Regions from separate parts of the Mus musculus genome. Here regions 2, 3, 4, 5, 6 and 7 are each linked to region 1. The links are chromatin loops, found by intact Hi-C in ENCODE. Cell type or tissue: gastrocnemius. All regions are shown on one strand. Links, peaks and the distances in the headings refer to the core of each region. The heading gives the core; the rest is flanking DNA.

Region 1 (4,417 bases), core at 152-4,151:
TAAATTTGGTAGCTACTCCCTTATATAGTTTCATCGTGGCCTGTGGCTAGAAGGTAAGACTCCCGGGTAAAGCCACAATGAAGAGTGTTTAAGAGTGTGATGCCCTTTTTACTTGGGAAGGTCCCTGCAGTGGCTACCCTGGGTATGCTTGCAAGGAAGCTCAGCAGATTTCCCAGCGTCCCGAGGAAGCAGCGATTCTCCAGGAATGTAATTTCTCAGCAGATGTGGGGAGGGAACACGTCTGCGATTCAGAGACAGACTGAGTGTTAGGGGAGAAACCCACTCTGGGGCCTAGAGAAGCCTTGGCTCCTACTAGTCTTTCCCAGTGCCCAAAGGCAAGTAAGGTGTCCTCCCTTCAGAGCACCCAGATCTCCAGCCCCACAAGCAGTGGGGTGTCTGTGGCCCCATGGTCACCCACTGATCACTGGCCAATGAAGGTAAAAGACTGTGATGGCAGCAACCACTTCCTAAGAAAGAAACAGAGAGGTAGTGGATATCGGTCTGAAGGTTGGAAGAGCCAGGAGGTCCTTTGCTCTCTGCCCACGGTGGGCATACAGACAAGGTTTTCGCTTGTTTGCCCTGGCAACTTTCTCACTGTCATGGAATGTGCCAGCCTAGGAGGACAAGGCAGGATGGATGGCGCCCAGCACAGAACAGAGAGAGTAGCTCCTGGCTGTGGTGATGACATGGTCCCCCAGTGGGACAGACTAACAGCAAGGCCTGCCATCCAACTGAGCCACCCTTTGTCAACAGGCCGTGAGCCTGTGGGTGACATGTCGAGCTCCTGAACTCCCAGCAGGCTTAGGTCCCTCAAGGCCCCCTGAGGGGCTGCAACCCTGGTTCCTAGGCCAGGAAACATTTCTAAATAAAACCTACTCGGTTCTCTTTGTTTCACCGGTGCCTTCTTCTTGGACTCGTTTTTTTTTGTCTGAAAGTAGGTCTAGCTGGATTTGTTTCTATTTCTACGGCCTCACGCACAGCCCCATTAACTTTCTAATACCATTGGAGCCTTTCAATTATGTGAGAAATTAAAGCAAACGTGCCATTCTTGAAAAACCTTTAAACCGCCATGAGTATTCCCTTGACCCAGTTTTCCATGTCCTCTGGGGACCCAGAATCCCTGACGAGGACACCTTGTGACTCACTGTAGAAAACAAGTCGGGAACAGCAAAGGGCAGGTGGCTTGGAACTGAAGAGGGTCTGGACCAGAGAAGAGCCATTTTTTTTCTTCCCCACATCCCAAATGTGAGAGGCTGCCGTGTATTTGCTCTGCTACAAATAAATAAATAAATAAATAAATAAATAATGATAAATACGTAGCCATCCATTTATGAAAGAATTAACACAGGATGAAAACACAGGATGTTAAACACTAGTGGGAAGAATTGTATCAGTTTGGATGTTGGATAAACAGGAGCCCTCTCCATAGATGGCAACAAAGTATTTTTGTCAGGGGATGGTGGTAAGGAACTGTAAAGACAGCAGGACCTGAGTTCACAGACACCTAAACTATACATTGAGACTCTATTCCAAAAAGCAAAATCATAAACTAATTCATTATCATTCTTGCATTCACATTTAGAAGAGTCACAACGTCAGGAGACATGCAAAGATGTCTCACAATGCCTCCCAACCTGTCTAACGAAGCATTCCTGGGCTTAAGCTCCAGACCCCGAGTCTGGAGGTCACAGGGCATCCTGAAGTCAGAAGTCAAGTTCTGGAGCACAGCTGCACCTCAGTAGCTGAGTGACTGCCTGACTTGCACGAGGCCCTGAGTATTCTTCCCAGCAAGGAGGAAGAAGAGGAAGGAGGGAGGCAGGGAGGGAAGAAGGAAGGGAGTGAGAGAAAGAAGATGGGAGGGAGGGAGGGAAGGAGGGAGCGAGGGGAGGAAGAAGGGGGAGGAGAAGGGCAGGAGTCTACAGTTTAAAGTGTACACAGCTCTTGCGGAGAACCCAAGTCAGGATCGCAGCACCCACAGAAGGCAGCGCATGACCATGTGTAACTGCAGCTCCAGGGGACGCAAGGGCTTCAGTGAGCACCTACGCTCCCAGACATAGACACCCACGTGCATACATATAACGATTTTTTTATATGTTTTAAAAAATAAGAAGAAAAAGCCCTGTTTCTAGCATTCATTCCATCTGACTTGCCATGGAGTCTTACCACAGAGGTTCCAGAAGCAAATCTCCTTTGCTGGGCTGACAAAGGCCAATTTAGAACTCTCTGAACTTACTTGGAGTGAAAAGACCAGGCCTTGGTCACTGAGTTGTTATGTCTATTACTATAGCGCCATCTAATGGTGAAGTACATTAAAGCCCAAATGGCACCCACGTAGGGGACCCCTAGGACCCTTAGCACTTCTTTCCCTATCGAATGTTTACGCAGATAGATCCTACCTTCATATTTTTTAAGTTTTTTAATTATGTGAAAGTTTTGCAGTCAGTAGACACCTCACTTCCCAGTTTTGATCTCCCCGCCCCGGGCCTTTAAATAGGAGGTCTAACACTCACAAAGCTGGGCAGGAGCAGGAAGCCCGGGCTCCCGGTCAGCCCAGAGATCCTGAAGGTGAACACCCGCAAGTCTGGCCATGCTGCCTTGTAGAGCGGGATGTTTGTAAGCTAGGCATGGGTATATTTTCCAGTTACCATGTCCTCAGCTTAATGGCTTTATCAGAACATAGCTCCATCAGAAGCCAAGAAGCATCTGTAATTTGCCTGTCTTTGCAGATAAGTCATTATTTCCCGCTTTCCGTCTGTGTAGATTAACTGTACAAAATAACGGGTTTCATTGTGACATTTTCCTAATGCTTATAATGTATATTAATCACATTTACCCCTCCTTATGAATCTCTTTTGTCCTGGTCCCCGCTTCCTTTCAAATAGTTCCCTTCTATTTAATGCTTTTCTTTAAAAAAAAAAAATCAATGTTCTGCTTATTAAAGAAATTTTGTTAAGTTGGCTTGGTGGGAAAGTCTTGAAATACCAAGGCAGGATGTTCAGGGGTTCTATACCATACTCTGCAACATAGCGAATTCCACCAAGTTCAAGGCCAACCTGGGCTCCATGAGGCCCTATCTCAAACAACAAGCAAAACTATGCAATATTTGTCTGAGTTTAGCTTATTTTGTTTGATGTGATGATCTCCAGTTCTAGACAGTTTTCTGTAAACAACATGATTTTGTTCTTTATGGCTAGATGACAATCCAGTGTACATATATGTTTTCTTTGCCCATTCACTATTGGTAGGCCCTAGGCTAATTGTATAACTTGATTATTATAAATTGTATCATGATAATATACATATATATGCATATATATATGCAAGTATCTGTTGTTTGCTGTAGCTTACTAGATTTTCCCTATAGGTCATTTTAGGTCATTTTTAAGTATGTAAAAAAGTACTGGATCTGAAGTCTTTGTAGGAAAAAAAAATAATAAAGTCTCTAGTTTGACTATCTGGCGGGGGGGGGGGCATGTAACATTAGTGAGGAAATTTTTCTTTATTAAAAAAAAAATCTCCCAAAGCATAGTATGGAAAATAAAATCATCACCAGGCAGTGGTGGTGCATGCCTTTAATCGCAGCACTTGGGAGGCAGAGACAGGCAGATTTCTGAGTTCGAGGCCAGCCTGGTCTACAGAGTGAGTTCCAGGACAGCCAGGGCTATACAGAGAAACCCTGTCTCGAAAAGCAATAAATAAATAAATAAATAATCAACAATTTAAGACACTGTTTAACATTTGCTATAAACAACCACGATAGGAAGAATAGTGTGGAGCCGGGTGTACACAGTATATTATCATAGAGAAGACAACGTCAGACCACAGCTCTATGCAGAGACTACCCATGGCTCTAGAGTTAAAGACCCAGGACTAGAGAGATGTCTCAGTGGTTAAGGCCACTTGTAGGCTAACAATCAACTGTAACTCCAGTCCCAAAGGATCTGATGCCTTCTTCTGGCTTCTTAGGAGACCAGGCATATACATGGTACACAGATATACATGCAGGCAAAACACTCAAACACATAAAATGCAATTTAAGGGTTTTAAAAACTAAATTAAAGTCATGGCAAAAATTAAATTGTGTTGTTATACAAGAAGAAAAAGTGCATATTACCAGCACATTGTCTTCTATTCTTCCTGGTAAGGAATGCAAACTGCAGGGCTGGAGAGATGGTTCAGCTGGTAAGAGCACTGACTGCTCTTCATAGAAGTCCTGAGTTCAACTCCCAACAACCACATGGTGGCTCACAACCATCTGCAATGGGATCTGATGCCCTCTTCTACTGTGTCTGAAGACAGCTACAGTGTACTCATATACATAAAACAAATAAATAAATCTTTTAAAAAAATGAAGAGGAAGAATGCAAACCACAGTTTATTTAGGAATTTTGTTCCCAGCACCGGGAATAGTGTGTGA
Region 2 (4,417 bases), core at 225-4,224, 550 kb before region 1:
GGAGGAAGCCTCGGTAGGGTCTGACTCTGTGTTTGTGTAGGCTTCGGGGGAGGTGGACAGTTTCCAGGGCATGCCACTCTCTGGTGGCCTTTCCCTTCGGGCATCTACAGATATTTTACAGGGATGTAGTGACTTAAACAAAGAGGAAGGAGTCATGGCTTGTGTCTTCTGCAAAGTGGTTGGAAGAGGAATGACAGGATCAGGGATGAGAGGAGGCAGGGTGTGGGGACAAGGGCCTCTTTCCTACTTTCACAGTGCAGTAGTTATCAGCAAGGGCCTGGCACAAAATGGAATTGAAGGGCCCCTTGTTTCAAATGTGGTAGGAATGTCCAGGCAGGGAGGGTAGCCTAGTATGACCTTTCCAAGGCCAAGCAGGTATGGCCTCTGCTGCAAGGTTCACCATGGCTGTCAAGAGCCTCTGGCTTCAGGCTTGACACAACATGGGTTACCGCAGGACAGATCTCCTGGAGAGAGCCACTGCAGTCCCTGGTGGATCCTTGACTGCCAGCCTGCCCTCCTTCCAGCACCTGCTTGATGGAGCCTCTGCAGGTTCAGGACTCACCACCCCATGAGTGAACAATGGAAGAAATATGCTGTCTCCTGAGGCCAAATATCTAAACACTCCCTAGATCCTACAGCAACAGACTGATGGAGCTTAGAGCCACCAAGCTTTGGGGTGAGAAGGAGCCACTGTTCTTCCAGGTCTCACTGCGGTTAAACCGGGTCCTATAACTGGGTCCCCTGAGGGCCTGTGGAATCCCCGGTGATACAGACCAACCTCCCACCACGTGCTCTGCTCCGCACATGGCCAAGTTCAGGCGAGCCATAAATACTCACTTTGTCTTGACTTCTGATTCTTTTTGTTTGTTTTAGTTTCCCTCCAGACAGAGTGCTGGCGATAATCCACCAGGCATTTCCAAAGGGCCAGAGGGCAAGTGGGGTGGCCATGAGCTGAGCCAGCGTGTGATTGGTTATTTATGAAGCACCACCTCCAGGGCCACCGTGCTAGGTCCTGACCACATAGTGGGAGCCCCAGGAGCCCAGGGGCTTCACCTGCTTCTGTCTACACCAGTGGCTCTCAACCTTCCTCATATGACCTTTTAATACAGTTCCTCATGCGGTGGCGATCCCCAACCATACAATTATTTTTTTGTTGCTGCTTCATAACTCTAACTTTGCTGTTATGAATTATAACGTAAATGTCTGATATGCAGGATGGTCTTAGGTGACCCCTGCAAAAAGGTCTTTCAACTCCTTCCAAGGGGGTTGAGACCCACAGGTTGAGAACCATTGGTCCAGCCACTCTATGAAAGCAGATTCCCAAATGGCTGACATCACCTAGAGAGGGGTGGGGGCACATATTTTGTGGGCCAACAAAATCAACTCCACGAAGAGGCTAGACTCTGGGAAAGTCCCTTTCCGCCAGACCCGTTCCTCCAACTTACTACTTTCCTTCCAGCACTCTCTCTTATTTCAATGATTTGATAACTCTGCTTTTATTTTTAGATAGTTTTAAAGAAAAAAAACCCCCTCTCTCCTGCTCCCCCCTTTCTAGGGTAAGAGTGATGAGGGGGAAGTAACTGTGAAATATCACTGTCCTTCGACGATCCTAAAAGCCTGTCAGGCTAATGCTGGACTGAGCATGCGCGAGGTTCGTGTGCCCGCACAGGGAAATCTCAGGCAAATCAGAGGTTCAGTGTCTGTGGCGTTGCTAGGTATGGTGCTGTCGTCAATGGAGCCTCACAGCGCTGACATACTTATTTCCATTTTGTTCAGAGGCATTAGTGTTGCTCCAAGTTGCACGGCTTCCAGCTCTCTGCCATTTAATTCTGAAGATTTTGTTTCAGCCAACAGGATGCCCAGGGCCCCTCTCGTCTCTCCCTTAGCTATAAAACAGCCTCACATAGACAGCGAACACTTTGTCACTTTGTCACAAGACTGACCTTTCAGATGGGGGAGGCCTGAAGAGACCTGCCCTCCCCTCCCTCTGAGTCCCAGGCTTTTCCCAGAAGGTCCTGGCTGACACACACTTGGGGAAGGCACACTGGACAAAAAGTGGACAGGAAAGGGCTCACTCTGGGTTAGACCTTCTGCTCCCTCTTGCAAAAGTCGGACAAAGTCATTGCGTTCACCATGTTTGGGAAAAAAATGCCTTCTTCTTAGCTTCTTTTTCTTTTGGTCTTTCCATAAAAGCAGCTAGGGTTTCCCTAGTGATCGGTGCCCGCCCTCTCTGGGGAAAAGCCTGGTGCTTCTCCCAGGCCTTGTGGCCAACTTTGTTCATTGTGCTCTTCTGGCAGAGGCCCCGGGAGGGCGGTGTGGTGCAGGCCCAGGCAGGTAGGGCACTCAATGCCCCTTCCTGGAGCCTGCTTAGAAACCGTGCCTGCCACAAAGGTCAGCGTGTTGCGCTCCGAGAGGACAGAAGGCCTGAGAAAGAAAGTCCCACCATTGGTAAGGCCGGTAGCTACACCTAAAAGCAAGGCTGTACTCGAGACTGACCACCTCCTCCTTTAACAAGCAAGACTTTCAAACCTGTCGAAGAAACCTCTTTTGTTTTGCCCCGCCTTCCCACCCAGCCCTTGCTTTGTGCCCACCAGGGGGCAGCCTGGAGCCGTTTTTTAAAGAATCGCCTGAGCAGGGTGGGATTAGGAAGAGAGCTGAGGCACACACAGGTGAGTCCAGGAAGGCTGAGCGCGCCTTATGCGAAATATCTGGGGCCAGAAATGCTTTAGACTTTTTTCCAGGTCTTAGAGTGTGTGCACACACACCATGTTGTAGCTTTTAAAGACTGGACCCAAGTCTACACGTGAAACTCCTTGTTTCAATCCACCCGGCATCCACATAGCCCCAAGGTGATCTTACAGAGCATTTTTAGTGTCCCTGTGGTTTGGCTGTTTGTGACCCATCAGGAGAAGAAGTTAGGCGTCTAGGTCAATGTTATTGTTGGGAGAGGGATACTCTGTATCTCCTTCAGAATCTGTTGCCGGCCTGGAACAGGAGATCCAGGATGGTTGTTCTTCATCAGGACCAACCCCTGATTGCTCAGGCATGGAAGGCATCGCCTTGCTGAGGGGGTAGCTGTCTGTCACCATTCTCCTAAGCAGCACCTTTTGGGCAGACAGAAAGCCTTTTTTTGTGTGGCTCCCCAGAAGGTCCGGCCTGCCTAGCTGCCTTTTTTTTTTTTTCTGTTGTAACTTAAGGCTCAGTTGCTACACCAAAGGCTGTATCCAGACTGTTCCCCGGGATGCTCCACAAACCGCTCTTCCTCTTATCAGCCAGAACCCTGGAGAAAGGCCCTGGACACAGCTGGCAAGGACAGGCCTGCCGCCGTGGAGTGCCACCGTGGCTCCCTAAACACCCACAGAGAAAGAGGGTCCCAGCATAGCCTCGGGGCCACTGTGGATACTCCCCTCCCCCACTCACTTCACACCCCACTCTCTGTGTGCCTGAGACCCTGCAGGACATGCCATCTTCCTGTCCCTCATCTGTCTATCTCCCTTATCCAAAACACTCGTGACTGGAAAGGTCTGGGGTCTGGGCTACTTTCTTCTCTTTCCCTCTTGCTCTGGGACTTTGGATGTTTTCACGGACAGCCATCGCATGTAGCTGGGACTCTAGGGACCACAGCAAAGAAAGATCTTGCACTAGAGACCTTGCTTCAGGTAATTCTTCTCCCCCAAGCCTGACTTTCCTGAGCTGCTGCCAAAGGGGACTGCCATCCCTGCAAACCAGTCTTTGTTTTTACTGCCCGAGAGCTGAGGTGCCCTTCATGTTCCTGGGTTTCCCTGCCAGGTGGCCCAGCAATCGCTGTCTCTGATGTGAAGGTCACCGCTTGGCTTCTCTCCTCCTTCCAGAACTAAAAATGACAGCAGTGAAGAGGAGGAGGAGGAAGAGGAGGAGGAGGAGGAGGAGGAGGAGGAGGAGGAGGAGGTGGCAGATGGGGAAATGCCTGACCACACAGAGCCCATGCCTGCACCAGGAGCTGGCCCGCCTCAGCCTCCCTCCAACTCACAAGGCTGAGAGGGAGGTAACAATAGTCGGAAGCTGGGAGTGGCCACCAGGAAGAGCCGAGGGGGGTGGGGTGGGCCTCTCCTGGACACTTCCTCATGGAAAAAGGCAGAGAACAGGGGACATTTAGCTTTGTCTGGGAAAGAGAGCCAGGCACTGCGGCTGTCCCACAACCCTCCCCAGGCCCCCTCCCTCCCTGTCTCCCCAGAGATTTTATTTTTACTTTGGTAAATGCAAAAAAACAAGGTTGAGTTTCTGGTAGATGGAAATTTACTGAGGGCCCTCTCTGGGCAGCAGACAATCGGCCCAGCACTCAGTCTTAGGGATTATCTCTCAGACAAGATGGGTGAGGGGGCCACTCCCAACACACTGCCTAAGGAGAACTTTACAGAGTTAGGGGCCAGAGTGCTCA
Region 3 (4,000 bases), core at 1-4,000, 370 kb before region 1:
GTCTCACAGGAGGCATGGTTATGTGAGTTCACCAGTGATGTTCACTCCCTGTGGTAGCAGTGGCCGCTATCTGAGTATAGAGCCTGTGATTCTGGGGTTCTGGTGCCTCGGGTACCCTGGAAGCCCGCTGCTGAGCCGGGTAATCCCAATAGACGATGAATGAAGCTTAGAGTGGAGAATTGCCTGCAGCATGCCCCTTGGCTTGAAAGCATGTCCCAGAAATGTTCTAAGGATAAGGGGCAGATGGCTCTGGTCAGTCTGAGTGCCTGAGGCTGGGCGTTTCCTTATGTGCAAAGGAGGTTTGTATCCATAGAGAATTCATTCTTGGATGGAGGATGGAGGTAAACTAAGGAAGTAGATGGATGTAAGTAGGTATTTTACAGAAGGTGGCAGGTGCTCTGTTGAAGACAAGGGAGGGCTAGAGGTCAAGGACTTCACAGCCAAGTTTTGCAAAAGATGGCCAAGCAGACCTCATTCATAGCTCACACTTGACCAGAAAAACCTGACTTCTTATGTAGGGGTTAGCATTAGGTACAAATCTGGAGGCCAGCGGGTGAGGAAAGGGAGGCAGCTGGTACAAAGACCCCGAGGTAGGCTTGGGCGTGGGCTGGGGCTAGGTGTGCTCAGGGAGAGAGTCCAGTGCGACTAGAGCAGACAGGAAAGGTAGGAGGGGAAGGTCTGGACAGTATGAGCCCTGCAGACCACAGTGTGACACAATGGCCCATCTTCCTGAAGGAAATGTAAGCCCCTGAAAGACTGGGACAGCAGCACAATCCAGAGCCGGTTTGGACACGGAGAAACAACCCAGGAAGGGCCCAGTGGAGACTGTGGGGTGCCGTGAATTCTGGGGCAGTTTGCAAGCAAGACTTGCTGGGGTTGTAAGACGGAGCCAAGGTTAATGGCAGTGCTTTGTATCCGAGGAACAAGGAAGACATATTGCCTTTTGCAGAGAAGGGGCCAGGCTGGTGAGCCAGGGATGCTGTGTGGGTGTGGGTATGTGGGGGGGGGCGATATTAAGCCTGGGCTTTGGATTTTGTGGAGTGTGGAAATCTCAGCAGGGAACTGGAAACAGGAAGTAATAAACTCTGAAGAGAGGCTAAGCTGGAGAGAGACAGTTCAGTGAGTTGTTCCATTGTGCCCATATACCCAAGAGGATCAAAGCAGGCAGAGTTCAAACAAGCATGTGCACATTGTGTCTGTATCAGTTTCATTCACAGGAATTCAAAGCTCCAAGTGTCAGTGGATGACTGAAATATGGTAATTCCATACAACAGAGTATCATTTCCCCTTACAAAAGAAGGAAACTCTGACCCACGTGATATGGGCGAGCCTTGAGGACCCTGGGATAAGTGAATTGAGCTATCGACAAAAGGACAGGCATGGTGTGATTAAGGAGGCAGCAAGAGGAGGCAAAGTCACAGACGTAAAATAGAGTGGGTGCTTGATACAGTGGCCGAGGCAGGGAGGGACCATCAGTGAGCTTGGATTCCCATCTTGTAAGGTTTAGAGCTGGGTTTTTTTTCGCAGATCTGAATACACAGGGATGCAGGCACTGCATTTAAAAGTGTTTAGTTTGGGTGTGCATACGTGTCTGTATGAGCATACGATCATGCATACACCCCATGTACAGAGGCCAGAAGGAAGACATCCGCTCCCTCAGAGCTAGTATGAGAGGCATTTACAGGGCCACTGGCTTGTTAAAGGGCACAGGAGTGTGAGCCCTGCTTCTCATGATTGAGCAGCAAGTGCTCTCAGCCACCGAGCCAGCTCTTCAGCCTCAGGACTGAAAATCATTTCCTTTTTTTAAAAAATTGGTTGTTTTATTAATTTACATTTCAAATGCCCCCCTTCCCGGTTTCCCCTCCTCAAACCCCACCATTCCATCCCACCTCCCCTTGCCTCTATGAGGGTGCTCCCTACCCACCCACCCACTCCCGCCTCACTGCTCTAGCATCCCCCTATGCTGGGGCATTGAGCTTCCACAGAGCCAAGAGCTTCTCCTCCCACTGATGTCAGATAAGGCCATCCTCTGCTACATATGCAGCTGGAGCCCATAGGTCCCTTCATGTGTACTCTTGGTTGGTAGTTTAGTCCCTGGGAGCTCTGGGGGGGGGTCTGGTTAGTTGACATTGTTGTTCTTCCTATGGGGTTGCAAACCCCTTCATCTCCTCCAAGGACTGAATTTTTAAAAACTTGTTTTGAAAAGATTTGCCCTGCAAATGTTAGTTTGCCTGCAGTACCCATGGAGGCCACAAGAGGGCATTGGATTCCCGTTGAATTGAAGTTACAGACTCTTGTGAGCTGCCATGTGGGTGCTGGGAAGTGAACCCAGGACCTCTTCAAGCGGTTTTTAACCACAGCCCTCTCTCTAACCCCTATGGTTACATTTTTATGTTGCACTTCCTTTTAAAGACAATCTAGGTTCTAGCTGCAGTGGCCTGAGGACAGACAGGCTTTTAGGTTTCTTCTGCCTTTTGACAGTCTTGATTGAAGGAGGGCAGCTGTAACTGTAACCAAAGGCAGCATTTTAAGTTCAGAAAAATCCCATGAAAGAATTTGGCAAGCAAGAGTAGTAGTTATAGTAGTAGTAGACAGGGCTCTAAAGGAAGGGTGGAGGGGTTCAACCGGTCAGTGTGAAAGCTGGAGACAGGTTTGTCTCCTAGAACACGGAGACACCAAAGTAGTTCTAGACGACAAAGATTATTTCTTACTTGGAGGCAGTGACGTTCCTGGACAGTGAGCAGACCGAAATTACTGTTGAAATGGTGCCACAAGAGCTATTTCATCATGTAAACAATTTCCACGCCTCCCTTTTTGTAATAAACTGAAGCCTGAAAAATAAGACACGTTTTTAAAGATGCAGTTCACCAAGCCGCTCACTGAGCACCATTATTGCCAGTGTTGCTTGAGAGGATTGCAAAAGGACAAAGGTGAAATGTCAGTCCCCACCTAGCCAGTGTCCCTGAACTTCACCCTCCCCTCCCCCTGACCCCCAGCCTCGATCAGCCAAGCCTGAGCACAGCCTCGGGACAGAGGTGCTCTGCAGGCTTTCTGGGGACATAGATAGCCCGGCTCCACTTCCTCCAGGTCAGTACTACCTGAGGCATTGTGTCCCTTTGCTCTTCCTGTAGCTGCCATGGTGTGGACGGTGGGCATGGCAAAGCTGGACCCCTCCTCTCAAGGAGCGCTGCAGCTCCCCTATGACCCAGAGATGGGTGAGTATGGGGTTCACAGCCATGTCCAGGGAACGCCTTGACTGCACCTTGCTTGGCAGGTCCCTCTGTGAATTAAGGTTCAGCATGGCAGAGTGGCACTGCCTGACGGCCAGACTCTGACACCTGTCTCAGAGAGGGAGTGAGGGGTAGATTGCCCCTCCCGAGCCTTAGTTTCCCACCTCAGTTTTGCTGGATGTTGGTGGTGGGCAGTTCCGGGGAGCCTTGACATGGGAGGGACCTGGCGAATCTTCTGGATTTTTGTACCATCTGACCAGCCTTTGTCTCTCCCTGCCACTCTTCATGCTATATGATGACGGTGGCGATGACGGCGGCCCTTTGTTCCTGGACACTTAGAAGAAGACTCCTACGACAGTTTTGGAGAACCCTCATACCCTGAAGCCTTCGAAGCCCCCCTGCCTGGCTACCCAGGGGAGGAGCTGGAGGAGGAGGAGGAAAGTAAGGTGCCCGCGTTCAGATGGCCTGCTTCACAAGTTTATTTAAAAATACCTTTAGTCAGATGCTATGCCAAACTGCACCGCAGCCTGCAGTCCCAGTGGTCTCTCCTAACCAAGTGACTCCCTGAGGTACCAGGCTTCTGCCTAGGCTGCCAGTCACTCAGTCCGTGGTCCCATCCCCACACCCCGATGCCCCCAGACTTTTTCTAGGAAGTCCATCTTGTCGCTAGTCTGCAATACTGCATACTGCAGCTGAGGGAATCTCTCATCACGACACTCTTGCTGGGTCGCTTGGCTCAAGTCCTGGCCCCTCACTTCCTTTTTTTTTTT
Region 4 (4,417 bases), core at 267-4,266, 360 kb before region 1:
GAGTTCAAACTCCTGTCCCTGCTGGGGACAATACTGTGTCAACATGTATCTTACCTAGTTCTTCTCTTTTGACAGAGGGTTGGGTGAGGGGGAGTTGGATAGGGGGAGAGCTGGGGCAGGGTGTCCTACCACCCTGGCTGACCTCAAATTTATACCCTAGAATGACTTTAATCTCCAGATCGTTCTGCCTCCACCTCCAAAATGCTGAGGTTATATGCCTATGCCACCATGCTGGCTCTTACCCAGCTCCCCAGTTCTTTCTGTCCTACATCTAAAGTCCGTTAATCAATCAGGAGGCTCTCCTCTTCGTGCTGGAAGCTTCCCCTTGGAGTCAGGCCACCTGGGTACTGCCCAGCCTCTGTGTGACAGGGTGAGCTGGGAGACAGGGAGGCAGGGAGGCAGGCTCTGTGTGACAGGGTGAGCTGGGAGACAGGGAGGCAGGCTCTGTGTGACAGGGTGAGCTGGGAGACAGGGAGGCAGGGGCATGATGCTTCTTCCCCCCTCCCCCCCCCATCTAGGTGAGCTCTGCTCCTCAGAGGTCTGGGCAGCCTCCCTGGCCAGGGTCCCTCCTCTTCAGGTTTATTATTGGCTGAGGAATTGATGCCCTGACAGAGAAAACCAGAGTCCGCTCAACGCCAAGTTTAAACTTGACAGCAGTGGCTTTCAAACTGTGGTCCTCGGAGCCTGGAAGGCAAGATGATGCCTTAATAACGTTATCTAACGTTGGGTTCTCATTCTTCTTCTCACACCGGTGTGCACAGGTTTCCCAGAAGCCATGCGCTGCAGGGCAGCATGAAGGATTGAATTATGAAGAGAATAGAGCTGGCTTCTGTAACTCTATTCTGGTCTATAAAAAAGATAATTATATCGGACCAGCGAGATGGCGCCGTGTGTAAATGTAAAGGTGCTTGCTGCCAAGCCTGGTGACCTGAGTTTGATCCCTGAATTCCTGACAATGGAAACAGAAAACTGGCTCATATATGTTGCCCTCTGACCTTTACACATGTGCCATGGCATGTATATATATGCACACGCACATGTGCATACACACATGATGTAATATTAAGAAGAACCGTAGAAAAACTGCAAAAGGGGTTGGAGAGATGACTCACTCACTGGTTAGGGGCTCTGCTCTTCCTGAGGGCTCAGGTTTGATTCTGAGCGCATAAACCATGGGTCGCAACCATCAATCACTCCAGATCCAAGCCGTCTAGCTCTCTCCTTTGGCCTCTTTGGACACAGGGCATGTACACAGTGCACAGACATGTGTGCAGGGGAAACAAGAGTGCATGCTTCTCTCCCAGAGGACCTGGGTTTGGTTCCAGCACCTACATGGCAGCTCACAACCACCTGTATCCCTGGCTTCCTTCCGGAGAGCTGCCACTGTCTTCTGGACTTCTTGGGCACTTGCATACACGGTACACACATAACAAAGTAACAAAAAAATGAATCTTTGAAAAGTTGCACAAGTGTAACTACGTGTCAATCTTTTCATTCAAGTTTTTTTCCAGAACTATTTTGATAAAATCGTTGTTTATGTTAATACGGTGCTTATTTGTTTAAAGGAATCAGTCCATAACTTTTTAAAATTCTGACCTGCCATTTCTACTAGGATAGAATTAACACACAAAATGGGTTTTAGAGCCCTGAAGAACTTCTACCTGTGTGAGAGGCCCTGAGGCCAGTATGTTTCAGAAAGACTGAGCAGGTGTGTACACACACCCCACCCCCTAAGAAGGCTGCTGTGCTCTGGTGACCTGGAAGCCATGCTATTCTTCAGCGCGCCACAGGAGGGCAGCAGATCCTGCTGTGAGCCTCTTAGGTCTTCACCCCAGGAGGTCCATACAGTCTGCTGCCTCTAGCTTCTTCCAGGATCTGGCTCAGTCCTGGACAAAGTCATAGTCTAGGTTCTCGCTCTGTGGGGGATTTAGCTCTGTTTTCACACCCATCTCCTTGGAGAAAGCATCAGGATGTTATCGAGGCCCAGGCATGAGCCTGACCACTTTGCTGGGGATATTTGGTGAACACACATTAGTTCCACGGGACACAGCGGCTCATAGCGCCCCTTTCCAGTCTCAGTTTAACCTGGAAGTATTGGTTCTTGTGGGAGTGGTCTGGAACCAACCAGTGTTTAACAACACAGTCATCAAAAGCTGCCTTAGCATGCTCTCCACCTCTGTGAGTAACTCTGTGTAGCCAAAAGGTGTATTTGGGATTGTGGTTTCAGATGCTTTGGCCCATGGTTGCTGGCTTTGTTGCTCTGACGCCTGTGACAACACAGTGCATCATGGGAGGAATGGGTATGGATAGGAGAACCCAATTCAACTCATGGCTGTCAGGAAATAGAGAGGTAAGGCACCCATCTGTTCAAGACTTACTTCCAGGGACCTAATGCCCCTCCTCTAGGAACCGCCTAAAGGGTCCAATGTCTCCACAGGCTGGAAGCCACACCTTTAACACACAGGTGCAGCGAAGTGGGGAGGGGAGAGGGAGTGCGCCCATGTTACCCATGTCTTTACCCTGGCTTGGGCGAACGTTGGGGGCACAGGTGAAATTTTACCCATAACCAGGGCTTCATGTTGGCATCATAGCAGGTTACGGGGACTCTAGCAATGGAAAGCAAGGCTTTGAGGCTACTTAATGCAGCCCCTTGGCTCCCCTTAGAGACTTCTCCAAACAGCCTTAAAGTAACCTAATGTGATCAAATGTGGGCCAGTAGGAAGTAAAGTCACAAGGTAAGGGTCTAGGTCCCACACTGCCCATTTTCTGGTCCCTGCTCTTCCTCCATTACTGTAACCCCAGCCTTGACATATTTCTCCCTCCCTGCTAGGTATTCAATGTCAGGTTAGTTTCCCCAATGATACATAAATATCAGTAGTCCTTGTTACCATAGGTTTGATAACTAAGAAAATCTGGGTTTCGAAGATCAAGGCAAGGTTTGGTTTGGTCCTGCTTCTACCATGTGTAAACTTTGGAGGTGCTTAAGTTCTCCATTTCCTTCACTGCCAGAGGCAATAATAATAATAATATGAAGTTGTGAGGATCACATGGCAAAAGGCAGCCTGCTTAGATTCTGCACATAGGCAAGATCATCTGGTGTTTGTCTTTCTGTGCCTGGCTCACTTAACGCCATGCCTTCCAGGTTCAGCTATGTTACAGCAGATTAAAAGATCCCCTTATTATTAAGGCTACTCTTTAGGGCATTACATTGTATGCATGTTTTCTTCATCCATCCGTTGGGGGATTCGGGTGAAGCCTGGCCCTAAGGTAACAAAAGATCATCAGGTTGTAAACTGCAGCCGTTCCTTTTTTCTTAAACACTTATTTTGTTTATTTTATGTATATGAGTGCACTGTAGCTGTCTTTAGACACACACTAGAAGAGAGCATCGAATCCCATTACAGACGGTTGTGAGTCACCATGTGGTTGCTGGGAATTGAACTCAGGACCTCTGGAAGAAGAGTCGATGCTCTTAACCGCTGAGCCATCTCGCCAGCCCCCTGCAGCCCTTGCTAGCATTCTGAGTGGAGACAGGCAAAGGTCTCCATTCTTTGAAGAGATAAGCCTGCGTGTTTCACTTTCTTGCTTTCCCTAGTGCTGGCTTGTGTGCACAAGGATCTGTATCCTCTACAATGTTTTAAATGATTGCTTGGGATACACTTCTTAAGAATATGGACATTGTTAAAGCTAACCTGGTCTGGATGACAAACTGGCTCTTAGCGGTTAGTTTCCACCCTTCCGGATATTCAAGTCCATTTGTTTGATCATCTCTTTAGCCGGCTACCATGCTAATGTCTAGTTCACCTGTGCATGCCTTTTAGATTCAGTTCTTGTAGTCTTTTTGACAAGCAAGTTGACAGTGTGGGCCTCTCCAGCCTTCCCACAACATTTCTGCTTTAACAGTGTTTCCTAAAGATAAAAATTAACTTCCTATGACCCCGCTCAGTACCCTTGGATACCCAGGTCAGAAGACGGAGACATTCTGGAACAACAAGGTGCTTTGCTTTCTTATGGTCTCTTCAGAACCCAAACTGTCCCTTAACTTTCTCTCCTGGTTATTGTTTCCTTCTCCTTATTAAATGTTAGCATTTTGTCTAGGCTCCGCTCCACAGTTACCTGGCAACAGCCAGGTGTGCCTGACTCACTATGAAAGGGCTATTTGCCCTCTCCTCTCCCCCTCCTCCTTATTGCTCCCTGCTCTGTCCTCTTGCCCCTTCCCCTCTCTCCCCATCCTCCCCCCCCCCCCCTTCCTGTGCTCATGGCAGGCCTCTATCCTCGCCCCTCCCCCACCTTTCTCTGTCTCTACTACCCTCTCAACTCCCCTCCCCATGTCCTGAATAAACTCTATTCTATACTGGTCCCTCACAGGGAAGGGGTGCCTCAGCATGGGCCCATGGAGGCACCCCTTTCCCCACAC
Region 5 (4,417 bases), core at 137-4,136, 260 kb before region 1:
CTGGTAAAGAATGGAAACACAGAGATTTGCCAAAGGCCAAAGCATTTTTTTAAAAAGTTTTTTTTTTAACTGTATCACATTTAATAATGATAGACCACTATATTTATAAGAAGGAAGCATTTGGCTCACATATATTTCCAAGTTATATTTCTAAAACTGACTGCATTTCTAGGCACATTCTTCAAATCAATTCACTGATCTTTTTTATTGAAGGATGCATTGGTTGAAAATCAAAGACTTACGTCATCCAAAAAATCAATCAGTGAGGATGAGGAAGAAGAAAGGGAATCCTATTTAACGAATTCAGCAATAAAAAATAGAAAATATGGATGAAGCAATTTAATACAAGCAAATAATAAATCCAAAACAACTGAAAGGCAAATGGCATTTGTTCAATAAGTAAATGAAAAAAGCAGTTACTGTCACCACTGTCAAGAGCTTAGAAATTCTTCCTCCCTTCCCCAAGAAATGAAATTCAGTTACTGTCCCCAATGTAATAAAACGGCAGTGCACGGCAAGCCGCTAACTAAGTGAATGGTGCACTTCTGAAAATAACAACTGAACCAGGGCATCTGCTCCTAACTGTTCCCGAGGGAATGGAAGCGACGAGAGGGATCTGGGCTCACTGCACATTACAGTTCTTAGGTCCGAGCCTTGCACAGAGATTCCAGGATTTCTAACGGCTGCACAAGGCCATAACCAATAACTTATATTTTCTGACATAAAACATACTTTGACATTATATTACATTTTTTTCAGCAAAATATTTAAATAAGAAGGAAAGAATGACAAAGAGCAAAGAGCTACACAATCACTACTTCAGAGTACAGCTAACAGAGTGTAGATTAGTACTTTTATCAAACAGCATTCTCTAGTGCACACTCCTGGAGCTGACTTGGAACACGAGCGGCAGTGAGCTAGAGAGCGTGCTCTTGCTTTCACTTATTTTTACTGTGCCTCCAATCTTTGGAGAAAAGGAAAATTATTTCAAAAATTGGGATTTTTTTCCTTGCTTTCACCGTTTCTTCAGGGGGTTGAAGCTGAAACTGTTTTAAAGTCTAATAACAGCTTTTAGTTTCAGACTCTTAGGTGTTTTTATTACATACAAATGTTGTCATACTTCCATAAGAATGCAGATATTCCTCCCTTACATGTTTCTATTCACTTATTCATATGATGCTAGGTTCTCTTATGCAGCTGCAATTAAAGTTTTACTGCAGGTAAATTTAGGTCCCAGAGCAAGCTGTATGTAGACCCAAGGGTCTTCAGTGTAGTTACTTACTTCAAATTGGTCCAGAGCATCGGTAGGCGTATTCAAAAATGCCAAGAAAGAATGCTGTGAGTCTTGGTGCTCTATACCTAGAAAACAGCAGCAACTTTTTTTTTAAAGTAGAACAACTAAAAATAACTTTCATGGATAACCTCTCTTGTCTCAATCTATTAAAGTTTTTAAAAATAAAGCTACTATGTTTCAAAATTGATCATGTTAACTCTACATAGTTAAAAAACCAAACTACACAAGTGTTTCCCAGACTCTGTAACAGTTAAACTAGACTAGCTTACATGACAGTGCTCAGTCACTAGTTACCTTCTCTGTCTCATACACCAGTTCTCAACCTGTGGCTCATGACCCTTTTGGGGGTCAAGCAACCCTTTCACAGATATCCATACCCTGTGTATCAGATATTCACGTTAAGATTCATAACAGTAGCAAATTACAATTATGAGCTAGCAATGAAATAATTTTATGGTTGAGGTCATCACAACATGAGGAGCTGTTTTAAGACCACAGCATTAGGAAGGTTGAGAACCACTGATCTAATATGTCATAATAAAATAAAATATTTTTTGGGCAGTTTGAAAAATAACATAAAAGTAGAAGCTTGTCTATCTTTGACTTTTCTAAATTCATTTACCAGCCAAACAAGGTACATCTTTTGAAATACTTTTTTAAAAATAATCTTTTCAGCATTTATGAAATGTAATATTTATTTCATTAATAAAGCAAATATAGTTAATTACATTTTTTCCTATTTCAGGTATTAGCTTCCTGAAGAATGAAGAATCCAAAATTCATTTTTTCTCCAATTATTTTTTTTAAATGTACATATACTTTTTGACTATGATAAATTTAAATTTCTATCTTAAAAATTCTCTAAATACAAGGATGATAGTAAATATTAGAGGAAGTAAAGCAGAAATAGCCTATCATAATTAATTTAAAAAATTTTCGTATCTATGAATGTTTTTCCTTCATGTGTGTCTGTACACCATGTGCATGCAGTGCCTGTGGAGGCCAGGAGGAGGCATCAGAACCCTGGGACTGGAGTTACAGAATGCTGTGGGCTACTCTGGGTGCTGGAGATTAAACCTGGTCTTCTAGAAGCCCCACCCCACCCTCATCCCCCACCCCATCCCTCTGCTCTGAACTGCTGAGACTTCTCTCCAGCCCCTACTGTGCAGCTTTGACTTTTCTATCATGAAGACTTGCCAACTGGTTTGTGTTACAGGACAGGTGCTCTCTGTATTTATATTTGGGTGTACGGTCATGCATTACATTTAGAGGTCTAAGGGCAGTTGCTGGGTATCTTCCCTTGTCCTTCATTTGGTTTTGTTTTGTGTTTGAAACATGGTCTCTCACTAAAACTAAAGCTCACATTTGGTTAAAATGACTTGTCAGTGAACTCCAGGGTTTTGTTTTTGTTTTTTGTTTTCCTTCTCTCTCAGTGCTGGGATTTTAGGTGTATCACTCCTGGGTGATGGGAATGTAGGTACTCAGAATCTGAAATCAGACACTCATGCTTGCAAAGTAAGCATTTTACACAGTTGTCTCCCAATCACTGATTTATGTGCTTCTCAATATTAATATTATTCTATCATAATTTTCTAACAGACAGTGAAAATATTTAATCAACAAATATTTATTATGAGCCTATTATGAACAGCTGAGATGGCTCAGCAGCTAAAGGCTCTTGCGCCAAGCCTAAAGACCTAAGTTCAATCTCTAAGACCCACAGGTGAGAAAACTAAATTCTGAAGGTTGTTTTCTATCCTCTGTATGGATGCCAAGGCATGCACCATCTCCCCCACCACTCTCTGTCTCTCTCTGTTTCTCTCTCTTTCTCTGTCTCTCTGTCTCTGTCTCTCTCTCTGTCTCTCTGTCTCTCTCTCTCTGTCACTCTCTCTCTCCACACATACACACAAATGTAGCAGATACTTTTCTAGATATTGGGAATAAAATAGTAAATAAAATATAGAAAAGGATTTTGCCCTCATTTTGTAAACTCAGTTATATAGCACAATATATCATGCTGTAACATAATGACATTTTGCAATATTCTAAATAAGAAATGCTTTGTTTAATGTGCTTTCATGTGCCAGGAACTTCAAAGTCTTTTAAGTTTGGATATAATATAAAAATAATGCAGTCAATTTGATCTGTTGCTTTTATTTGGCACAGGTGTCATTCTGGTTAAACTGCTTTTAGGACTACAGGCACCTATATTACATATTGTTTTTCTTCCTTAATATACTTCTCTGCTGTGTATGAATTAAAATCAAGCATGATCATTTAGCAGGATGGCTTATCCTGGAATTGTTAGTTCTTATACACTTTTGCCATTAAGAAATTCAATCAATGGGCTGGAGAGATGGCTCAGTGGTTAAGAGCACTGACTGCTCTTCCAGAGGTCCTGAGTTCAATTCGCAGCAACCACATGGTGGCTCACGACCATCTACAATGGGGTCTGATGCCCATTTCTGGTGTGTCTGAAGACAGCAATGGTGAATACATAAAATAAATAAATCTTAAAATAAAAAATTCAATCATTGAAAAAAGGTGCCATACAGTAATTTAGTGCTTTTATGTGGCTCGTTTGTTCTCCCTAGTATAAGCTGGCATTAAAGACCCAACCAGACCCAACCCTCTCTGTGTTGTGGGTATGGAAAATAATAAGAAAACTCTCAGCTAAAAACAAAGCCCATATATTAATCCAGTAATTGATGATGGCCATTGGCAGAAAAATGGATTTTTGGTAATTCTATGTAAAATGCCTTTACTAAAATAAGTCACATTCTGAGTTTATTTTTACTAAATCATCACCCTTATAATGTCCACATTATGGAAAAATTGTATAAGAGGTTTATATCATAGAGTTATGACATGCGCTGAGCTAGGTACATGTAAAAAGAAGAACAAAAGTTCTCAAAAAAAATACTAGTAAATCTGGTAAATCAAAAAGGACAAACAATGTAAGCATCAGCCAACCTGGAAAAAGACAACAAACACCCAAAAATTCTTCATTAGTAAAATAATTAATCTTGAGTTTTATATTGTTTCCCTGATTGTTTTTCCTATACCCATAAGATTTTGTATACTGTAGGTCCATAGACAGTGCTAATAAATGCAATCCTAGCA
Region 6 (4,417 bases), core at 254-4,253, 100 kb before region 1:
ATAGTTAATAATGCTCACGCCCAGCAACGCATTAGAAGAAAACTTACCCCATTCTAGATATTCAAGAATGTTCTTCTCTCTTCTCAATGGAGAATTATTGCATTCATCGTAAAGACAGATGAGGATGTCCAGTAGCGTCTCCACACTGAAGCACTGCCCATTGGTCTGAGCTGGCCCATCTAAAATAAACTGCTCCAACTGCCTCAAACGCACTTCTCCGGACATGTTTGCTTCGATTTCTGCTGGTTTTCTTTTAAATGCCCTTACGATGTCTACTGTTACTATCTGAACCTAAAAGTTTAAAGATGTGGTTTTTAAAAATAAACCACTTGTTATTTCAACAACTGTCATGCAATGCCGGTGCTGAATTAAACATCCAATACACCAGTCACCTCACTTAACGGAAGCGTCTCCAATTTCACCCATAAACATATATATCTTGAGGGTGAGTTTCCATAAAATATAGATTTAATATTTTAAGAGAATAATACAATTAAATTGTACATTTAAATAAAATAATAATTAAAAGTACAACGAACTAAAGAGTCAACACTCCTTAAAAAAAAAAAAAAAAACTCCTTCATTCAAAATTCAATTCGTGCAACATAATCCTGAAACGAATCCAGTTGCATCATTAATGAATAAAGTCCCCTTGGCATCAGCAATTCACTTCCCGGGAAGAAGAAAAATTGAAAAAGGAGGAGGGGGCAACGTATGGAGGGGGAGGGAAAGCCAAAAATTCTGCAAATGCTCCCAACCTCCACTCGGATAGCGCCTGGGCGAGTCCTCCGCGGCAAAGGGAGGGCAGCTGCCGGAGCAGTTCTCCCGGCTCGGCTCGGAGCACGCCGAGCCTCCGCTCCGAGCTCTTTCTTCCTAGGGCTTTGCAGCGAGTCTTGCTTCCAGCGGACTGCGGCGAGGACGCGTCATCTTCCTCCCGGCTTCTCCCGGGGCCTGGCCGGCGGCGCAGCCGGGATGAGGCGGGCTGCGGGCGGCTCTCGCGCCGGGCTCCGGGGGCGGCGGCTACTTGGCCGCGCGAGCCCGCTCCATGCCGGAGGCCGCTGGCGGGCCGCGCCGTGCCGCCGGGCGCAGCGCCCGGGCTCCCGCTCGCGCCCTGCGGCCGCCGCCGCCGCCGCCCCTCGGCGAGGGGCTGCGCTGACGAATTCAGAGGACGCGGGCGGCAGCCGCGGTTCGGGCGGCGACTCGAGTCCCTTCTTCCCAGCCTTGGGCTGAGGGCATCTTTCCCGACGGACGCAGGCGGCTGAGGCGCGGGAGGAGGGGGCGCTGCCGCCGCTGAGGAGACCTGAGGCTGCCGCAGCCCGGCTCCCAACCACTCCCTTCCTCCTCTGCCCGCCTCCCCCGCCCGCCCTCCCGCCCGCGCCGCTCGCGCCCGCGCCGCCCGCGCCCGCGCCCTAGGCTCCCCGAGGCCGCTCCCGGCGCCGCGGCGCGCAGGCGGAGGCTCGCGGACCGTCCGGATCCAAAATGGCGGCGCGCCCCGCCCCCCGACCCCGCTGGAAGCGGCGCGCTGCGGCCCAGCCGAGCCCGAGCCCCGGGGGAGGGGGATCGCCTCGGCCCGCGGCGCTGCGGCTGCCGCAGCCAGGGAAGCGGGGTCCCCCGGGGCGACTCGGGTGTGGAACGGGTTGGCTCGGTGAGGCACGGGCTGGGAACTGCGCCACGGTGCCTCGCCGCCGCCCGGGGTCCCCGCGGTGACCACCCCCCAGCCGGCCTTCTTCCTCCACTTCTGCGGAGATGCCGTCGGTCCCGCAAGGGTACCCTCGGCTTCCAACCGCTCTAAGACAAGACAGCCGCTCCAGACGCTGTTTACCTGCCCACCCTGCCCCCATTCGGCTTTCCCACGCCCCAGACTCCTAATTTCCGGTGTTCCTAATCCACAGCGTTTGTGTCACTCCCCCAGGATGGAAAAATAATAAGAGACTGGTCTGCTTCACCATCCCTGTCGTGCATGCGGGATCTCAAAGGAGAGGGATTCCCGTTTCTGTTTCCCAAAGTTTCCCCCAATGTGAAGCCTGGCATGTTTTCCTCCAGAAATATCCTAGATCATGCCTGTTATTCTTCACCCAAGGTGACAAGCTCCCCTGGGGATTCAGCTCCCGCAATCAACATAGTTCGTCACTGTCACCAAACCTACAACTCTCTGTCAGCACACTTTTCAGGTATGGGGACAGCCACTCTGCGGCCCGGTAGCAATGCAGCAAAAAGCAAGTCACTGAAGAGCCAAGGCACCTGCTGCTGGTGGGGCCCTTTCAGGGTTTTGTGGTCTTAGATTTTGAGAGAGTTCCCTCCATAATGCTCATGGAAGGTTCTACTTTTGATACAGCTAAACCGGAATATTGCGTTTCTGTTATCGCCCCCACCCCCAAGTGAGCGCCTCCTCCAAAACGTGGTTATTTTATATGCCTTCCCTACACCCGTTTTCCGTGGCAACGCATGCAATGAATCATTCTTACATCTCAGTAATGCAAAAACAGGGAGAACCAGAAACGAAGGCCTAGATAAGTCAGAAAATGACGGCTCAGGTTAAAGTTGCTGTGATTCGCAGAATATAGTGAATCTTTTCTGAAATGTATACTTTCCGAGTCTCTTCTTGCTGGCATAAGTAAGGTCTGCATTATTTTCAATGTGTTCTTGACATGTGAGTGATACTTGATAGGTTCAGACAAAAGGTTAATCATTTCCAGCCATGAAATCTTTGAGTGTGCCTGTTCCTTAATTGTACTAGTAACAAAATTATAGACGTGAAATGTGATCCTAAACTAAATAATATCATTTGACATTAGTTACTGTTGTTATTTCATTGCCATTGGTGTCTTTTTTCCCTACCATTTTAACAAAGACGTTGCATGGGAAGGGATAGTTTTATATCGTCTGTAATCATCTATGTAGGTCAAGAAATGTTCTTCAGCCTCACCAAGTTTTTAAAATGAAGTCAACACATTTTTTAACAAGTTCATTTACTCAGGAGAGTAAGTCATAAAAATGTTTTTAAAAGTTTTTTAAAAGAGCACACAGAGACCAGATGGTTCAGCAAGAAAAACCCCTGCTGCCAAGCCAGACAGCCCGAGTTCCATCCCTAGGCCCAACATGATAGAAGTAGAGAAATCAATTCTCATGCCTTGCCCTCTGATCGCCACAATCACGCAGGGATATGTGCATGCACGTATAAAAGAGGTAAAATGAATTTTTTTAAACAATTAGAAATCAGTTGTCGAGGAAGGTGAACCCTGTCGGTTCTCTTTAAATGTCTAACTAGTAATAGAAATATACGAATTGATTGCAGGTGCTATTTTTTTCCCAGGGCTTGGAAAAGAATTCAGGGTGGCAAACAGGCTGTGCCCACTGAACCGCACCCCAGTCTTAAACACAATTTTTAACAAAAGACTCAAGCTGCCTGTCCTTCTACCTATTCTAATTAGCCCTTGGGTACCACCCACAGACCAGGGTATTGAAACTTATTAAATAACCCTTTCCAAATTATTTAGAGAGGAGAGGAGAGAATTTATTTTGTTTTTTTTTTAAAGCACAAAGAGAAGGAAGAAGGTTGAACCCAATCAATTTTGCTTGAATAATTCAAGCTTAGAGACTTAATAATTAACTGAACACTAAACACATTGTGCGGGTGTTATTTTAAATGTTCTAGTTGAAGTGTGAACGTGCTTGTTAATGAAACTGAGCTTAAGCCAAAGAAAGGGGCAGGCCCAGTGGTGGTACATCCCCTGAAGTGCTACCTCAAAACCCAGGCTGTCTGGCACAGGGTGCTCTTAAGGCAAAGAGCCTGGGGAAGGTCTTTGTGAGACTCGGTCTAAGAATCAGAGGTTTAATGTATTGCACAGCAAACACCCAGTGTGGTTGAAATAATCAGAGTTTTGTGAAGATGTTGACAATGAACCCCTATCTTTCAGGAAAAATAAAAATAAAGAAGGAAGACGAGAAGGTATAATGGTAGGTTGAGAAAGGACATGTGTGGTTAAACAGCCCACAGTGTGTAAGCTTTCCAATCCACTCTCCAACTCAGGGCTAAGAATAGAAGAAGCCGTGTACCAATTAATATTTATAACAACCAGCCCTATGCTTAACTTGGTACCTCTTACTCAAGAATAAGCATAGTTACAACAATGGCAAACAGGACCTGAGGAGATAGCTCTGTAGAGAAGGTTCTTGCCATGCAAGCGGGAGGACCTGTATTCATTTCCTCTAGAAAGCACATAAGAAGTTAAGCACAAACATGAGCACTTGGAACCTCTGCACAAGGGACACAAAGTCAGACAGACCCCTGGAGCTCACTAGTTTGCCAGATTAGCCTACTGGGCAAGTCCCATATCAATGCATTCACAACCTCACACAAATGTACACCTACAAACATTATTAATTAATTAATAACAGAGTAAAAAACATAGTAGGA
Region 7 (4,417 bases), core at 190-4,189, 300 kb before region 1:
CTGACCTGCAGGGCCTGGCAGCTGTGTAAAGGTCAGCTTGGAGATCTATTTCAGATGTGGCTTAAAGTGGGGAGAAATGGTGGCTTTTCCATCCCGGAAGAGGAGAGGATTAAGAGAGGCAGGGCCTCTTTACGTCATGAGCACTAGTTTCCACCTGTCCCCTCCTGTGTGCGTAGCTGGAGGACGTCTGAGTAGAGGACTCTGTGGTCTCCTCATGCTTCCTGGGACAAGTGCAGCAGTAGATATCCAGAGGGGAAGCTGGCTCACAGTCCACGGTGGCCAGCACACCACAAGCCCCACCGTCCCCTCACGTGGGAAGGCATATTTGGTCAAGGCCATTCAAGCCTATGCTTCTGAGGTTTTCTGTGATTTAGTAAGGAGACCTGTCCCCAGCAGTGTGTTTAAAACTACCCTTAACCAACAGGGAAGTTGTGCTTAATCCAGAGACTCCTCATTGCAACCTAGAGGGGGCAAGGTTTGGCAGGGACAGAAAAGTAGCTGCGTGACCATCCCATAATCTTCAGAAGCCACGAATTCCCCGTTAGGATGGGAAGGGCTGGAAGGTGGCAGAATTGTTTCACATTCATCTGTGCGAGATACCAAAATATTGTAAGTGGGGGACATGGTCTGAGAACCAGAGGCAAGATGCCTCAGAGCAAGTGAGCCTCTGGAGTGGCTTCACCACCCCCGGTGGTGTTCAGGTCACATCCCACCAATGGCACTAATCTCCAAACATTCCTTAGATTTCCCTGTGACCTCAGCCTGCCTAGGCTTGAGAAGAGACACCATGGGGACCTGACTTCTGATCTCTTTACAGTGTCACTTGAGGCCTTTCTACCCTGTATATGACATAGCTGGGAAACAGACAAGAAACAACACATTTCTTTAAATTAAATGATCTTTCTTATATACGCATCCATCTTTCATCAAACACAAGATGCTTCTTTGACTATTTACATTCAGTATTTAACTTCTACATCTATGTATTTATTTAAACTCTGTATTGTAGTAAAATATGCATTGTTTTAATTCGTGAGGGTTTACTTCCTGGCAACAGTTGGCTGACGCTCATGGAGGCTGCTGGGCGCTACGTGAGGGCTACGGTGAGAACACAACCGGTCTACTCTTAGCGCTGCGTCTGCGCAGTCTGTCTACAGAAGCTACCTGGGGGTTGAGGGGAGGGTGAAGCGGGCCTGGCTGCGGAGGAATCCCCATTGCAGCAGTGCGGAAGGCAAGGCTGCTGCCAGGCACGTTGTCGGAGTGGGAGTGCAGAGTCCCTGCCTGCAGTCACCGGTCCTGGGCTCATGGATCCCAGCTCCCGCGGTCTGTGCTCTCCAGGGAGAGGCTCTTGGTCTTTTGGGGTGAAATGGGACTTGGGGGGCTGCTCAGGTTAGAGCTGTTGGAAGCTGTGGAATGCCTTGGAGAATCAGAGTCCTGCAAAACAAACAAAGCGTTGGTGAGAAGCAAAGGAACAGAGAACAATCACTGCCCCAGGCCTCTCCAGTACCCACAACCCAACCACCCATGCGTGTCAGCAGACAGCTCCTCCATGAGATGACTGGAGGATGCACACACATGAAAACTGCTGAACCCTTCATTGAAAGGTGATTAGAAGCCTGAAGCTTCTGGAAAGCCACAGTTTACACACCCGTGACAGGCCTTGCCCTCCCTTCAGAGGCACATGCAAAGGGGCAGGGAGTAGATCAGCCTGGACGAAACATTGGCCTTAAGCATGCATGGCAGGTGCAGCCACCATCCATGGCCCATTCACCTCTCCATCATAGTCCCTCGCAGGGGCGTCACTTCCTTGGTCCATGCCTCCTGATGACAAAGAGCCCTCCGAGGGAGAGGGCATGGGCTGTCGCTTTGTGTTATAGCTTCCTCCAGAGAATTCCCTCTTTAGTGCACTGCCATTCTGGGCTGACGACCCTACAGGACAATGGTTGGGAAGAACTATGTATTCAGAAGAGGCCACACCTCTATAAAGTGTACAGGCTTCCAAGAAGACAGAAGTCCCATGCGGAAGGTTGTTTCTGTTGTCCTCTGGCTATGGGACTACTGGTGTTTAGACAGCAGTCCCCAGGCCCTGTGGTGCCCATGGAATCCTTCCAGTGCCATCTGCCATTGCCAGGGTGCCCTCAGCATCGTCATACCACAGACATGTTGGGCTTTCTTCTAACAGATGGGGCATCTGCCTACCCAGACCTCACAGAGGCTCCTAAGACATGGGCTGCACTCTCAGAAGCACACAGCCATCCCCAGGCAAATGCTGCCTTTCAGAAACTCTCATAGAAAACAGAACACAAGAAAGCACTCTTATTTCATAGCTTGAGAGGAACACTTTGGGGGTTACTTTGAGGGCACCCTCAAATGCTGACCTAAGAGCTGGGACATATAGCAAGGGGACCAGTGGCACTGACAACAAGAGAAGAACCCTTGGAAACATGACAAGTACTGTTAGTGCCCATTTAAAAGTGTTCCACGTTTCTCATTATGCTTTAGTCTTTGCTTAAGAAAAGTTTTAATTTTATTAAGTTTCATGACTGGTGAAGGACACTGAGTTATAGACTGTTTCAATGTATTACTGATTTTGTTAACTGCCTTTTACATTAAGAATCCAACAAAACTGTCACCATACAATTGTATGTCCAGCTACTGACCACCAACTGTGTCAGTGCTCAGAAGGCACTGCAGAAGCACACCCGGCAGACTGTTCTCAATGCCCCCGAGGCCCTTCCCTCCCTAAGCCCTCACAGCCTCACCATCCCTGACTCCTTCCAGACACTACCACTACTGCTTGTAAACTGGTGTTCTAGAAATATAGTACCTAGGTCCTTGCCAAATGGTTGTAGTAGGTTAGCCTGATGCTGTTTGTATTCTAAAACTAAAATTGGGTTCCCAAGACTGGTTGCCCCAGAGATGAGAGAGTCTGCACTTAGATGCTAAGTGACCCTGCCCCCAAGTTATTTCTGATTGGCAAATAAAGATGTCAACAGTGTTATGAAAAAGCCCAAACCATTCTGACTCTCAGAAAGCTCATGAGGTAAATAAACACATGCTGTGGTGTGTGGCTCCTTCTCGCCCCCTCGTCTCTTCCCTGCCTCCTCCAACCTTTCTTGTCAGAGTTCTGTGACATGGCTCAGCCTGGACACTTGCTCTTCTCTTGCGTCAGCCCTGTGCTGGCATGCCCAGCTTGTTTGCTTGCTATTTTATGGTTCTAAGTTGTGGGGTAAGTTGTTATGTTGTCAGTAGTGATGAATATAGCATAACTGAACCTCACAATATATGGAAACAAGGCACGTATAGAAACCAGTATTTACTGAATAAACAAAAGTACCAGGGAAGTCCAAGAATGAGGATAACGAGTATGTCTTCTGACTGAAGGACTTTGAAATAGGAAAATGGATGTAGTGTATTTAGCTGCTCGGCCATCAGTGGTTTGGGAATAAAGAAGGCTTTGCTGAGGTCTCTGGTGTCAAGTGTACAGTGTCTGCTGGACACTCAAAGTTGATGGCAATCTGTAACTACCATCTTACATGCAGGAACTATCCCAGCCACGATGAACTAACTCTGTGCACATGTTCCCACACACTCGGGCATGCTGCTGCGGGCATCACTGTACAGTCCCTTCTGGTAGACACAGGTCCCCATCATCTCTACCAGGAAGTTGCTCCTGGGCAAGGGATACCTTTTCTTTGTGGTCTCACCTCCTCAGCTCCTCTCCCCTCCCCGCCCGGCCACTTACGTGCAGACAGGCCGCTGCTGGCACTCATGGAGCGGCCTGGCTCAGGGCGGGACTTGGTGATGGAGGGAATACTGACGGAGCCACTGAATACTGTCCGGCTTTCCTGAGGCCGTGGGTTCTAAAACACAAAGGAGAGGAATACTCTTCAGCCAGTTTTGTGTGGACATTTGCCTTTTACTCTGGTTCTCTAGGCATCTTGAACAGAATGATAGAGGGCAGGGAGCAATCGAGTCCCAGTCTTTCTCACCAGCAGGGCTCTGAAGCCCTGAGAGGAAATGAATGTCATCCCTGCCAAGGAGTACTTACCAATAGGCAGCTTTTGGTTTGCAACGTTACATGGTTAGCTGTAAGTGGGCTGCAGAATTACATGGACATTTGCAGATAACGAAACTGCGTTGTCTACAGTTGAAATTATTTACTTAAGAGACCTGAGTTAGCCTATCTGAAGGAGAGTCAATTAAAATTATTTTCTTGACAAACCTTTCTTCCTGCGCCATGTGTCATGTTCATGAATCTTACTAGCTCTGGAACATGAAGCTTCCTCCTGCTGCACTTCATAGCTCAGTCACAGTTGTACCAGGGAGCATGAGTCTGGGACCTGCCCTACTCAGTGCTTTCAACTAGAAAAGGGGTGCAGGGCAGAGCAAAACCCAGAGAATGCAGACATTTGAA

What was found. Peaks named below come from ENCODE experiments on the same cell type or tissue, not always from the same donor. Only the 100,000 strongest peaks of a DNase experiment are listed, where the experiment ranks them.
Region 2: it touches region 1 in a loop (2.5-fold over the local background); 5 of 42 quality-filtered maps call a loop at or near these places.
Region 3: a loop joins it to region 1, with 4 times the contacts of the local background. A loop is called at or near these places in 8 of 42 quality-filtered maps.
Region 4: it touches region 1 in a loop (5-fold over the local background); 30 of 42 quality-filtered maps call a loop at or near these places.
Region 5: a loop joins it to region 1, with 5 times the contacts of the local background. A loop is called at or near these places in 21 of 42 quality-filtered maps.
Region 6: a loop joins it to region 1, with 2.6 times the contacts of the local background. A loop is called at or near these places in 13 of 42 quality-filtered maps.
Region 7: it touches region 1 in a loop (3.0-fold over the local background); 4 of 42 quality-filtered maps call a loop at or near these places.

The regions. Positions count from the first base shown.
Region 1 is chr1:179,857,286-179,861,702 of GRCm38, reverse strand. No RefSeq gene overlaps it. Among named protein-coding and RNA genes, the nearest start is that of Gm31668, 19 kb to the left of the region's middle. In gastrocnemius, for the core only: a CTCF peak has its summit at 2,299 (motif pointing left); a DNase peak (open chromatin) is centred at 2,315; H3K27ac peaks cover 1,208 bases.
Region 2 is chr1:180,405,453-180,409,869 of GRCm38, reverse strand. The region is part of intron 2 of Itpkb (inositol 1,4,5-trisphosphate 3-kinase B); the gene reads right to left. It overlaps Gm39712 (a long non-coding RNA gene), which reads left to right and starts at 1,457. Exons shown (of 5, transcript XR_003948302.1): 1 at 1,457-4,417. In gastrocnemius, for the core only: a CTCF peak has its summit at 2,582 (motif pointing right); DNase peaks (open chromatin) are centred at 2,320 and 2,597; H3K4me3 peaks cover 1,997 bases; H3K27ac peaks cover 4,000 bases.
Region 3 is chr1:180,229,057-180,233,056 of GRCm38, reverse strand. Psen2 (presenilin 2) reads left to right here. Exons shown (of 11, transcript NM_001128605.1): 8 at 3,132-3,215; 9 at 3,570-3,671. Among named protein-coding and RNA genes, the nearest start is that of Gm37336, 8.7 kb to the right of the region's middle. In gastrocnemius, for the core only: a CTCF peak has its summit at 2,254 (motif pointing right); no DNase peak of the experiment used is centred there.
Region 4 is chr1:180,212,624-180,217,040 of GRCm38, reverse strand. The region is part of intron 1 of Gm37336 (a long non-coding RNA gene); the gene reads left to right. Among named protein-coding and RNA genes, the nearest start is that of Gm37336, 7.6 kb to the left of the region's middle. In gastrocnemius, for the core only: a CTCF peak has its summit at 1,779 (motif pointing right); a DNase peak (open chromatin) is centred at 1,806.
Region 5 is chr1:180,114,609-180,119,025 of GRCm38, reverse strand. It overlaps Cdc42bpa (CDC42 binding protein kinase alpha), which reads right to left. Exons shown (of 37, transcript NM_001359541.1): 21 at 1,283-1,359. Among named protein-coding and RNA genes, the nearest start is that of Gm38331, 32 kb to the left of the region's middle. In gastrocnemius, for the core only: a CTCF peak has its summit at 2,277 (motif pointing right); no DNase peak of the experiment used is centred there.
Region 6 is chr1:179,956,918-179,961,334 of GRCm38, reverse strand. It overlaps Cdc42bpa (CDC42 binding protein kinase alpha), which reads right to left and starts at 575. Exons shown (of 37, transcript NM_001359541.1): 1 at 48-575. The coding sequence starts at 225. In gastrocnemius, for the core only: no CTCF peak of the experiment used is centred there; DNase peaks (open chromatin) are centred at 901, 1,431 and 2,145; H3K4me3 peaks cover 2,126 bases; H3K27ac peaks cover 2,923 bases.
Region 7 is chr1:180,159,052-180,163,468 of GRCm38, reverse strand. It overlaps Cdc42bpa (CDC42 binding protein kinase alpha), which reads right to left. Exons shown (of 37, transcript NM_001359541.1): 35 at 3,746-3,863; 36 at 1,772-1,929; 37 at 1-1,434. The coding sequence ends at 1,303. Among named protein-coding and RNA genes, the nearest start is that of Gm38331, 13 kb to the right of the region's middle. In gastrocnemius, for the core only: no CTCF peak of the experiment used is centred there; DNase peaks (open chromatin) are centred at 1,243 and 2,114; H3K27ac peaks cover 614 bases.